2 separate regions of the Homo sapiens genome follow, and region 2 is linked to region 1. The links are chromatin contacts, found by Hi-C or POLR2A ChIA-PET in ENCODE. All regions are on one chromosome and are shown on one strand. Each heading gives the region's core, a stretch centred on a gene start or an enhancer-like site at or near the end of the contact. The rest is flanking DNA. Distances are from core to core; before and after follow the strand shown. Region 1 overlaps CDKL4 (cyclin dependent kinase like 4). Region 2 overlaps SOS1 (SOS Ras/Rac guanine nucleotide exchange factor 1).

Region 1 (5,754 bases), core at 3,153-5,652:
AAGAGACTTAAAAATAATAGTTAAAAAAAAAAGTACCATGGGGGATTACATCAGCAATATCCTGAAAACTTACTATTATTTTTGGAGACAGGGTCTCACTCTGTTGTCCAGGCTGGAGAGCAGTGGTGTGATCTCAGCTCACTGCAACCTCTGCCTCCTGGGTTCAAGTGATTCTCCAGCTCCAGCCTCCCAGGTAGCTAGGATTACAGGTGCGCACCACCATGGCTGGCTAATTTTTATATTTTTTCATAGAGATAGAGTTTCTCCATGTTGCCCAGGCTGGTCTTGAACTCCTGAGCTCAAAGCCATCTGCCCGCATTGGCTTCCCAAAGTGCTGGGATTACAGGCATGAGCCACCATACCGGCCCTGAAAAATTATTCTCGCCCAATTTAAAAATAGTTTCAGGGGTCACTGGCACTATGGCAAAAGGAATCATTATATTTATTCAAATTTTTAATTCATAAGGAATTAGCAATTTGATTCTTACAGAAATTGGAAAGAGCCATGAATAATGCATCACTTTTTTCTCATATTTTGAACTTTCTTTTGTTATTCCCTTTTCTTCTTTTTTGCAGAGACAGGGTCTTGCTATGTTGCCCAGGCCTGTCTCAAACTCTGGGGCTCATGTGATCCTCCCACTTCAGCCTCCCAAGGTGCTGGGATTACTGGCTGAACTTCCTTTTGTTTTGCTTCTTTGGCTCTTACTTTCCCTTTGTCTTCAGCTCTCCAAACAAAACCCTGAGCTATTTAGAAGAAAAGAGTCATCATGAAGAAATGAATAAATACATTAGAAAATGTTACTTACGTTATGTATATGACAGAAATTAAGAGCTTGAAGTGTTTGCCATAATACGCTTTTGATCACTCCATCAGCAACTCTGAGGGAAAAAATAAAAAAGGAAATGAAAACTCATAGGATAGAGTTCCAGAAGCAAGGGCTGGGAATAGAAGTGGAGTGGTGAGGGACTGTCCTCTTCAAGGAACACCATGCGGAAGGGTCCTAAAAATATATTTTAGTGAAAATTGGGCTTTACTATCTTTTTATTATGGTTATGTAATTTCCTTTTGTAATTTGAATTTTTTACATCCATAAAATGATGCATGCTTATGAAGATTCAAAAAATATAGAAAAGTAAAGGAATAAAAAAAAGAAAAGGAAAGGAATAAAAAAAAGAAAAGTAAAGGAATAAAATGTGTTGGGTCAAATCTTGCTACCCCAAAATAACTGCTATAACTTCTGGTGGCTCTCTTCAGGCATCTCTGCTCCTCTCTCTCCCTGTCTCTCTCTGTACTTTTTTTGTTTTGTTTTGTTTTGTTTTGTTTTGTTTTGTTTTGTTTTTTGAGACAGGGTCTGGCTCTGTCACCCAGGCTGGAGTGCAGTGGCATGATCTCAGCTCACTGTAACTTCCTCCTCCCAGGTTCAAGAAATTTGATTCTCCTGCCTCAGCTTCCCAAGTAGCTAGGATTACAGGCACGTGCCACGATACCCGGCTAATTTTTGTATTTTTAGTAGAGACGGGGTTTTGTCATGTTGGCCAGGCTGGTCTTGAACTCTCGACCTCAGATGATCCACCTGCCTCGCCCTCCTAAAGTGCTTGGATTACAGGTGTGAGACACTATGCCCGGCCAGTATTTACTTTTTAACTTTAATTTTAAAATAAAAACATTCGTATGGTTCAAATTTTAAACATATAAAAGTATATACATGAAGTCTCTCTGACACCTGCCTAGCCACCCATTTATTTTCTTCAATTTCACCCCTGACCACTTTGAGAATTTTATGCATAGAGGTACAAATACCAACATGTACACATATATTTTAGAGGCTCCAGAGGAGATCATTATATGGATATATCATAATTTACTTAGTCTCTATTGATGAGCAGTTAAGTTCAGCCAATTTTTGTTTCTAGAAAGTCTTCAATGAATATCTGTAATCATCCATCTTATGATATTTACACAATTACCTTCTTAAGGTAAGTTCTAGAAGTGGGATTTCTGAGACCAATGGTAGGCACCCATTACATTTCGATCCTGCATGGATGAAATTCAGGTAGACCGGAGACTTGGTTTTGCAGGAAAAAAGGTATACTTGGAAGATGGCTCTTCAATTTATCTAATTCATGGTGGTAGACACTCAAGTTATTTTGTAATAGTTACTTGTCCCTGTAAGCAGATAGCCCAAAAGGCGGCCAGGGAGAATAAGGATCCCATAAGAATGAGAGGGTGTAAGCTTCTTGTCCCTGGCAGACTCATCCCTCTGTATAGAAAATACTGGGAAGTATCATGGGCAGGTGTATTTTCCACTGGGGATTGGGGGTCTGGGAAACTTACTCTGGGAGTATTCTACTTTATGTAACATCTCCATGAATTATAGCAATTACATTCTCTGTAACTTTTCTGTTGGTAGCTTTCCATCACTCACATCACTGTCCCATGATGATGCCTTCACATTTACACACTGCCAAACTACCCTTTCTGAGGAAGGTTATACCCATTTTCACTCCCACCAAACATCTGTGCATCAAAGTCCCTGTCTCCTCATTGTCTTGCCAACATTTGGTTTTGCCAATGTTATGTTTGCCAATCTGTGGTTAAAATAAAAAGATGTCTCACTGTGGTTTTTATTTGCATTTTACTAATGTTTAGTGATTATTATTTTTCACACCCTTATTGGATACTACATTTCTTCTTTTGTGTAATTCCATTTTATGCCTTTATTGCTTTTTAAATTGGTCTGTTCACTGTTTTATTATTGATTTACAAAGACTCAATGTATATCATGGTCTGTTATATATGCTGCAAATATTTTGCTCAGTGTTGTTTGTCTTTCAGCCCTGTTGATGGAGATGCGGCTGTTGTTTGTATATTTTTCAAAAATCTGAAACATAAGAGTTTCTTTTACTAAATGTCAACTGTAAGGATTTTCTTAATTTAAAAAAATTATATTATGTAATACCCCAAACATATCCATCACTCAGATTTAATATTTTATCATATTTGGATATTTAAATCATATATTTAGATCACTTTTTAAAAATTGAACATGTGCAGATGTAGCTGACTTTACAGAACAGTGGGAAGGCCTAGGCATGACTCAGTTATGACACTAGCTACAAGAGTCTGAAGTATATGCAGAGAAACAGCAAGTGATGTACACGGTATTTTCCTCAGAGCAGTTTCCTGATCTTGTACCACAATTATGGTGGCATGTCCTTGACATCAGTGGCCCAGTGGCAACCCTTGACCCCAGTTCTCCTAATTATTAATATTGCAAATGTACCTAATTTTCATGATTAAATCCCTTTCGACTTGAAGTGTCTATTTCCAGCACTGAATACTGATATAACTGTATTCTTCTCCCCACTTCACCTAGAGCCAAACCTGAAACAACATTGCGTACACTTTCAAAATATGAGGCAGGAAGAATAGTATAGCCATGTTGAGCACTGTGAGACAGGTTGCTTGAGTTCAAATCCCAGATATGCTGCTTCCTACTTTATAATCTTGAACACGTTATTTAAGCTCTCTGCACCTTCAATTTTCCTCATGTGTAATACTAGAATAATATCTTATAAGTTATTTGAGTAATCTATCCCCTCAATGTCTGGTTTTAACACCCACATGAGTTCTGGAGATACAGGTCTGAGATTAGATAAGGCCAGTCGATGGGATTGAGACCCCTGTACAAAGAGGGAAGAGGTGCAGAATAGCAAGAGGCCCTGAGGAGAGAAAGAACTGGAGGTGTGGGGAAAGCAGTATGAGGCCAGGGTGGCTGAAACTTGAGTGAAGAAGCCAGGAAGGTTGGCAGAAATCAGTCCATGGAGGGCCTCGGAGATCTAGATCTCAATAAGAAATTTGGATTTTATGCTAAATTCAAAACCATTGAAAGAAATCAAGCAAGGAAGTGACATAATATGGAGAATGGATTTCTGGGAAGGCAACATACATACAGAGAGAGAAATTAGGAGGCTAATTCAATAACCCAAGTGAGATTTGGACACTTAGATTATGGTGGCAGCAGTGAGAGGAAGGGAAATGGATTTCAGTCCTTGAGAGGGACTAGCGAGGGTGGAGTACATGCTCCTGCTGACATGGGAACAGAACGCTAGTCTGGTTGGGATCTAAGAGCCTACAGGTGCAGGAGAGTAAGTACTGGAATTGGGAAACAAGGTAGGGGCTAGGATTGAGAAACTGCAAAACGCCAATTACTAGCCTTAATAACAGGGAATGGAGAATGAAGTAATTTCATAGGAAAGTAATTTCATAGGATGTTAAAGATGACTTTAACATGAAAGAGGATGTTTAAAGGCATCTCACAGGAAGTGTCATATTCAGTTCAGTTAGCTTCCAAGAAGGCAGATTCCGTCAGGGGCAAAACAACACCACTGATCGTGCAAAGAGAAGATAGCCATCAAAGAGAACCACAAACCAACACCACAGATCGTGCAAAGAGAAGATAACCATCAAAGAGAGTACACATCGACGCGGCGCCCAGTCCAGAAAGATAGAGCGCTGCAGCACCATTCAGCCACAGGCAGCATTTTTCAAAGCATCTTGGAGCAAAATGAACCTCTGGTGAAATCAAAAGATGCTCAGTGTTTAAATATTATATTTTGGGCCAGTGCAAAACCAAATATTCGGTTGGTACAAAAGTAACCGAGGTTCTTGCCACTGAAAGTAATACTAAAAGTCGTAATGAAGGCCTTAAAGCAAACATGAGACATCACAGTTCAAGTCTGAATGGGCTAACAAGATAGGGTAACATGATGGGGGAATTCAGACTGAACTGCTCAGAATATGCTCTTTGAACCACTCAGAGGAAGACCTGATGCTGAAATCAGAAGTCATTACCTGGAAGTTTGTTATAAAAACGTAATAGGGGAAGCTTGATTTCATTATTATTACCCAAGATGAATTCAGTCCTTCTCAGTAAATCTTTACTATCCTAGAATAAAATCCAGCCTTGTTACTATGGCCTACAAGGCTGTTAATAACATTTTACTTCCATTTCCCTTCCCAACTTTATCTCCTATCACATCCCTAAAGTCACTCCATCCCAGCCCATTATTTTCTGCTATTCTCTGAACATGCCAGGCTTATTTTATTATTTATTTATTTATTTATTTATTTATTTATTTATTTATTTATTTTTTGAGATAGAGTTTCGCTCTTGTTGCCCAGGCTGGAGTGCAATGGCATAATCTCCGCTCGCCGCAACCTCCGCCTCCTGGGTTCAAGCGATTCTCCTGCCTCAGCCTCCCAAGTAGCTGGGATTACAGGCATGTGCCATCACACTCAGCTAACTTTGTATTTTTAGTAAAGATGGGGTTTCTTCATGTTGGTCAGGCTGGTCTTGAACTCCTGACCTCAGGTGATCTGCCTGCCTCGGCCTCCCAAAGTGTTGGGATTACAGGCGTGAGCCACTGCGCCTGGCCCCCAAGGCTTATTTATACTTTCAATCAGGCTGTTAATAACATTTTACTTCTATTTCTATGTTTACTTCTATTTCTACTTCTATTAACAGTTTATTGTTCCTTCTACTTCCTTTTAGTTATGAGTAATTTTCTGTGTTAACTTGACTAGGTTAAGGGATGACCAGATAGCTGCTAAAACATTATTTCTGCCAGGTGCAGTGGCTCATGCCTGTAATCCCAGCACTTTGGGAGGCTGAGGCAGGAGGATTGCTTGAGCACAGGAGTTTGAGACCAGCCTGGGCCACATGGCAAGACCCTACCTCTACTCAAAGTTTA
Region 2 (5,442 bases), core at 581-3,080, 120 kb before region 1:
ACTTCACTTCACATAATGGGAAAAAATACTTGCGATTCATATATTTGATAAGGAACTTACATTCAGAATATATAAAAAATTTGGCCGGGTGCGGTGGCTCACGCCTGTAATCCCAGCACTTTGGGAGGCCGAGGCAGGCAGATCACGAAGTTAGGAGATCAAGGCCATCCTGTCTAATACGGTGAAACCCCATCTCTACTAAAAATACAAAAAATTACCCAGGTGTGGTGGCAGGCGCCTGTGGTCCCAGCTACTCAGGAGGCTGAGGCAGGAGAATTGCCTGAACCCGGAAGGTGGAGGTTGCAGTGAGCCAAGATTGTGCCACTGCACTCCAGCCAGGGCAACAAAGCGAGACCACACCTCAAAAAAAAAATATTCTTACAACTCAACAGTAAAAAGACAACCCAATTTTAAAATGGGCAAAGGATCTGAACAGATATTTCTTCAAACAAGATCTACAAATGTTCAATATGCACATGAAAAAATGTTCATCATCAGTTATTAGGGTAATACAAATGAAAACCACAATGAGATATCACCTCATATCCACTAAGATGGCTAGAATAAAAAAGACAAGTGTTGGTGAAAATATAGAAACTGAAAGCCTTCCACACTGCTAGTGGGAATGAAAATATGCAGCTATTCTTAATAGCCAATAGGTAGAAACAACCCAAATGTTCATCTATTGATGAATGTATAAGCAAAATGTAGTATACATCAATGCAACACAATACTATTTAGTCGTAGAAATGAAGTACTGATACATGCTAAAATATGGATGAACCTTGAAAACATTTTGCTAAGTGAAAAAAGGCAGTCATGAAAGACTACATATTATGAGTCCATTTATATGAAATGTCCAGAACAGACAAATCCATAAAGACAGAAAATAGATTAATGGTTACCTGGGGCTGGAGGTTTGGAGGATGATGGCTAAAGGGTATGGAGTTCTTTCTGAGGTGATGAAAATGATTTATAATTGATTGTGCAATAGTTGCACAGCTCTGTAAATATACTAAAAACTACTGAATTGTATAGGTTAATACTAGTTCCTTGATATTTTTTTGGATGGCATACCAAAAGCCCAGGCAACAAAAGCAAAAATAAACAACTTGGACTACATCAAACTAAAAAGCTTCTGCACAGCAAAGGAAACAATCAACACAATCAAAAGGCACCCTACAGACTGGGAGAAAATGTTTACAAACCATATATCTTTTTTTATTGTTTTGGAGACAGAGTCTCACTCTGTGCCCAGGCTGGAGTGAAGTGGCACGATCTCGACTCACTGCAACCTCCACCTCCCCAGTTCAAGTGATGCTCCTGCCTCAGCCTCTGGAGTAGCCGGGATTACGGGCCCTGCTAATTTTTAGTAGAGATGGGGTTTCCCCATTTTGGCCAGGCTGGTCTCAAACTCCTGACCTCAAGTGATCCACCTGCCTCGCCCTCCCAAAGTGCTGGGATTACAGGCATGAGCCACTGTGCCCGGCCAAGACTGTTTTTTTCTGAAGAAGACATACTAATGACAAACAGGTATATGAAAAGGTACTCAACATCATTAATCATCAGAGAAATGCAAATCAAAACCACAATGAGATATCATCTCACACCTGTTAGAATGACTCTTTTGGTAAGAGATAACAAGTGTTGGTGAGGGTGTGGAGAAAAGGAAACCCTTGTAGACTGTGGATGGGAATATAAATTGGCACAGCCATTATGGAAAACAGTAATGGAGGTTCCTCAAAAACTTAAAAATAGAACTACCATATGACCTAGCTGGGTATGTACTCAAAGGAAATGAAATCAGCACCTGGTAGAGATATCTGTGCTACTGTGTTCATTGCAGTATTAGTCACAATAGCCAAGTTATGGAAACAATGTGTCAACTGACAGATGAATGAAAAAAGAAATTGTGATACACACAGATACACACAATGGAATATCATTCAGCCTTAAAAAATGAGATACTGCCATTTGCAACTACACGGATAATAAACCCAGAGGACATTACACTCAGTAAAATAAGCCAGACACTGAAAGAAAATACTGATGACATCGCTTATATATGGAAATCTGCAAAAAGTCTAACATATAGAAACAAAAGAGCAGGCCAGGCGTGGTGACTCATACCTGTGATCCAAGCAGTTTGGGAAGCCAAGGCAGGAGGATTCCTTGAGACTAAGAGTTCAAGACCAGCCTAGGCAACACAGTGAGACCCTGTCTCTACAAAAAATTTAAAGAAAAATAGCTGGGTGTGGTGGTACACACCTTTAGTCCTAGCTACTTGAGAGGCTGAGGAGGGAGGATCACTTAAGCCCAGGAGGGGGAGGTTGCAGTGAGCCGAGACTGCACCACTGCACTCCAGCTTGGGCAACAGAGTGAGACCTTGTCTCAAAAAAATAATAAAATACAGCAAGGAGACATGGAGAAAAACAAAAACAAAAATGTGTTTAACTGTCTTTTAGTCTATTTGCATTGCTATAAAGAAATACCTGAGGCTGGGTAATTTATAAAGTAAAGAGTTTTACTTGGCTAACAGTTCTGCAGGCTGTACAAGAAGCGTGCCGCTAGCATCTGCTTCTGGTAAGGACCTCAGGAGGTTTCCAATCATGGCAGAGCCAAAGGGGGAGCAAATGTGTCACATGGCAAGAGAGAGGGGAAGTGTGTCACACTCTTCTGAACAACCAATTCTCACATGAACGAATAGAGCAGGAATTCACACATTACCTCTGGGACAAGGATGGTACCAACCCATTCATGAGGGACCTGCCCCATGACCCCGAACACTTCCCACCAGGCCCCCACTGTCTAACACTGAGACGTGAGATTGGAGGTGGACAAATTTCAACATGAAATTTGGAGGGGTCAAATATCCAAACTATATCAAACTGCAAAAGTAGTTTCATTATTATGCCTAGATCAACTGTTGAACAACTAGATGATACAGAAATAAACTTTATGCATAGCATTATATGTATCCTGACAGCATTATAGGCACCCATCCTAACTATACCTGGTTTGAATTATATTTATTTAGAAACTATAAAAATTTTGTTCCAAATGTTGAAATTTCTGACAAAGCAACATTTATATTAGGAGTATAAGGAAATGTTTAAAATATACTTAAAAAAAAACAGAAAACAAACTAGCAATGTCTCCTCCATAAAATGCTTGACAAACTTCAGAATAATTTTTTGCTTTTAATTACCAGCAGTATATAGGGAAAAAGGGTTTTCAAAGTTGAGGACTTCCCAAATGTACTCCAGGTAACACCAGGTGAAGGTGAGGGAACAGCTTAATGCTACTCACTGCTTGAGCAAAAGAAAAAATCATTTTTTATGACCTGCCTATGTATTGAGTTTCATTTTGATTCTTTTTTTAATTAAAAAGTACTACTTTAGGCCAGGCTCAGTGGCTCATGCCTGTAATCCCAGCACTTTGGGAGGCTGAGGTGGGCGGATCACTAGGTCAGGAGTTCGAGACCAGCCTGACCAACATGGAGAAACCCCATCTCTACTAAAAATGCAAAAATTAGCCAGGCGTGGTGGCAGGCCCCATAATCCCAGCTACTCGGGAGGCTGAGGCAGGAGAATCACTTGAACCTGGGAGGCAGAGGTTGCAGTGAGCTGAGATCATGCCATTGCATTCCAGCCCGGGTGACAGTGCGAGACTCTGTCTCAAAAAAAAAAAAAAAAAAAAAAAAAAGTGCCACTTTGTCCCGGTGTGGTAGCTCATACCTGTAAACCCAGCACTTTGGGAGGCTAAGGCAGGAGGATAGCTTGAGCCTACGAGTTCAAGACCAGTGTGGGCAACATAATGAGAGTTCATCTTTACCAAAGGGGAAAAAAAATTAGGTGGGTGTGGTGGTACACACTTGTAGTCCTAGCTACTCAGCTAGACTAGGTTGAGGTAGGAGGATCACTAAAACCCAGGAGGCCAAGGCTGTAGAGAGCCGTGATCATACTACTGCACTCCAGCCTGGGCAACAGAGCAAGACTCCATCTCAAAAAAAAAAAAAAAAAAAAAAAAAGAAGAATTCCGCTTCGTTTTAAAAGGGTTATAGGTGAGGGGAAACAACAAGGATTTTGAAGTCCAGAAGATCAGGTTATATAGATTCTGGAAAAGAAAGACTGGTGCGGCCGGGCATGGTAGCTCACGCCCATAATCCCAGCACTTTGGGAGGCTGAGGCTGGTGGATCACTTGAGCAGAGGAGTTCAAGACCATCCTGGCCAACAAGGCAAAACCCTGTCTTACCAAAAATACAAAAATTAGCCAGTGTGATGTGTGGTGTGGTGGCATGCACCTGTAGTCCCAACTACTCAGGAGGCTGAGATGGGAAGATTGCTGGAGCCCAGGAAGTTGAGGCTACAGTTAGCTGTGATCACGCCACTGCACTCCAGTCTGGGTGACAGGGCGAGACCCTGTCTCAAAAAAATAAATAACTTAAAAAAAAAATTTAAGTAGTTGTGTTTCTATGCATATGCAATGAATAATCTGAAAAAGAAATTAGGAATGCAATTCCATTTAACATTGAAAAGAACAATAACATCTAAAAGAGTACCTAGAAAGAGATTTAACCAAGGAGGTGAGTTTTACCCTGAAAACTACAATACGCTGCTGCAGAAAATTTAAAATAACCAAAATAAATTAAAAGCCATTCTGAGTTATTGAGTAGGAAGACTTAATATTGTTGACATCAATACTACCTAGAGCAATGTACAGATTCGATGCAATCTCTATCAAAATTCCAAAATCTTTTCTTGCAGAAACGGAAATGCTGACCCTCAAATTCACAGAGCTGCAAGGGACACTGAAAAGCCAAAACAATCAAGAAAAAAAAAAGTTGGAACACTCACACTTTCTGACTTCAGAACTTACTACAATGCTACAGTAATCAAAATAATATGGTACTGAAAAAGCATAGACATATAGACCAACAGCATAAAACTGAGCATACCAAAATAAACTGATACATCTATGACCAACTGATTTGTGCCAAGTCCATTCAATGGAGAAATAAGACCCTGCTCAACAAATGGTGCTGGGACAACTGGATTTCCACAAGCAAAAGAATGACGTTGGACTCCTAACTCATACCAAACACAAAAATTAACTGAAAATATATCAATGACCTAAATATAAGAGCTAAAACCATAAATCTCTTAGAAGAAAACATAGGGGCAAATCCTCATGACCTTGGATTTGGCAATGAATTCTTAAGATCTGACACAAAAAGCACAAGACAATGAAAGAAAAAACAGATAAATCTGACTTCGTCAAAATTAAAAACTTTCGTTCATCAGAGGACATTATCAAGAAACTAAAAAGATAAACTTTTGATTGGGTTTAAATGAGAGAAAATATTTGCAAATCATATATTGGATAAAGGTCTAATATCAAGAATATATAATAAGGATCTCCTAAAACTCAACATCAAAAAC

What was found. Hi-C counts contacts between places; a loop is a spot of excess contacts on that map. ChIA-PET counts read pairs that join two places held with the same protein, here RNA polymerase II (POLR2A). Pooled maps may share reads with other maps.
Region 2: a pooled map shows a loop between it and region 1 (7-fold over the local background). The contact joins two enhancer-like sites. A Hi-C loop is called at or near these places in 17 of 168 maps with a recorded cell type or tissue (Calu3, HepG2, IMR-90 and 12 more), 5 of 37 single-sample maps with no recorded cell type and 23 of 50 pooled maps. POLR2A ChIA-PET finds 5 or more read pairs at or near these places in 17 of 52 experiments (CD4-positive, alpha-beta T cell, GM12878, H1 and 13 more).

What each region holds. Positions count from the first base shown.
Region 1 is chr2:39,212,594-39,218,347 of GRCh38, forward strand. CDKL4 (cyclin dependent kinase like 4) reads right to left here. Exons shown (of 10, transcript NM_001397900.1): 4 at 807-879. Among named protein-coding and RNA genes, the nearest start is that of CDKL4, 28 kb to the right of the region's middle. Within about 2 kb of position 4,403, at least 2 of the 41 ENCODE cell types and tissues checked have a DNase peak (open chromatin) inside an H3K27ac peak, as active enhancers do.
Region 2 is chr2:39,098,526-39,103,967 of GRCh38, forward strand. The region is part of intron 1 of SOS1 (SOS Ras/Rac guanine nucleotide exchange factor 1); the gene reads right to left. Among named protein-coding and RNA genes, the nearest start is that of SOS1, 20 kb to the right of the region's middle. Within about 2 kb of position 1,831, at least 2 of the 41 ENCODE cell types and tissues checked have a DNase peak (open chromatin) inside an H3K27ac peak, as active enhancers do.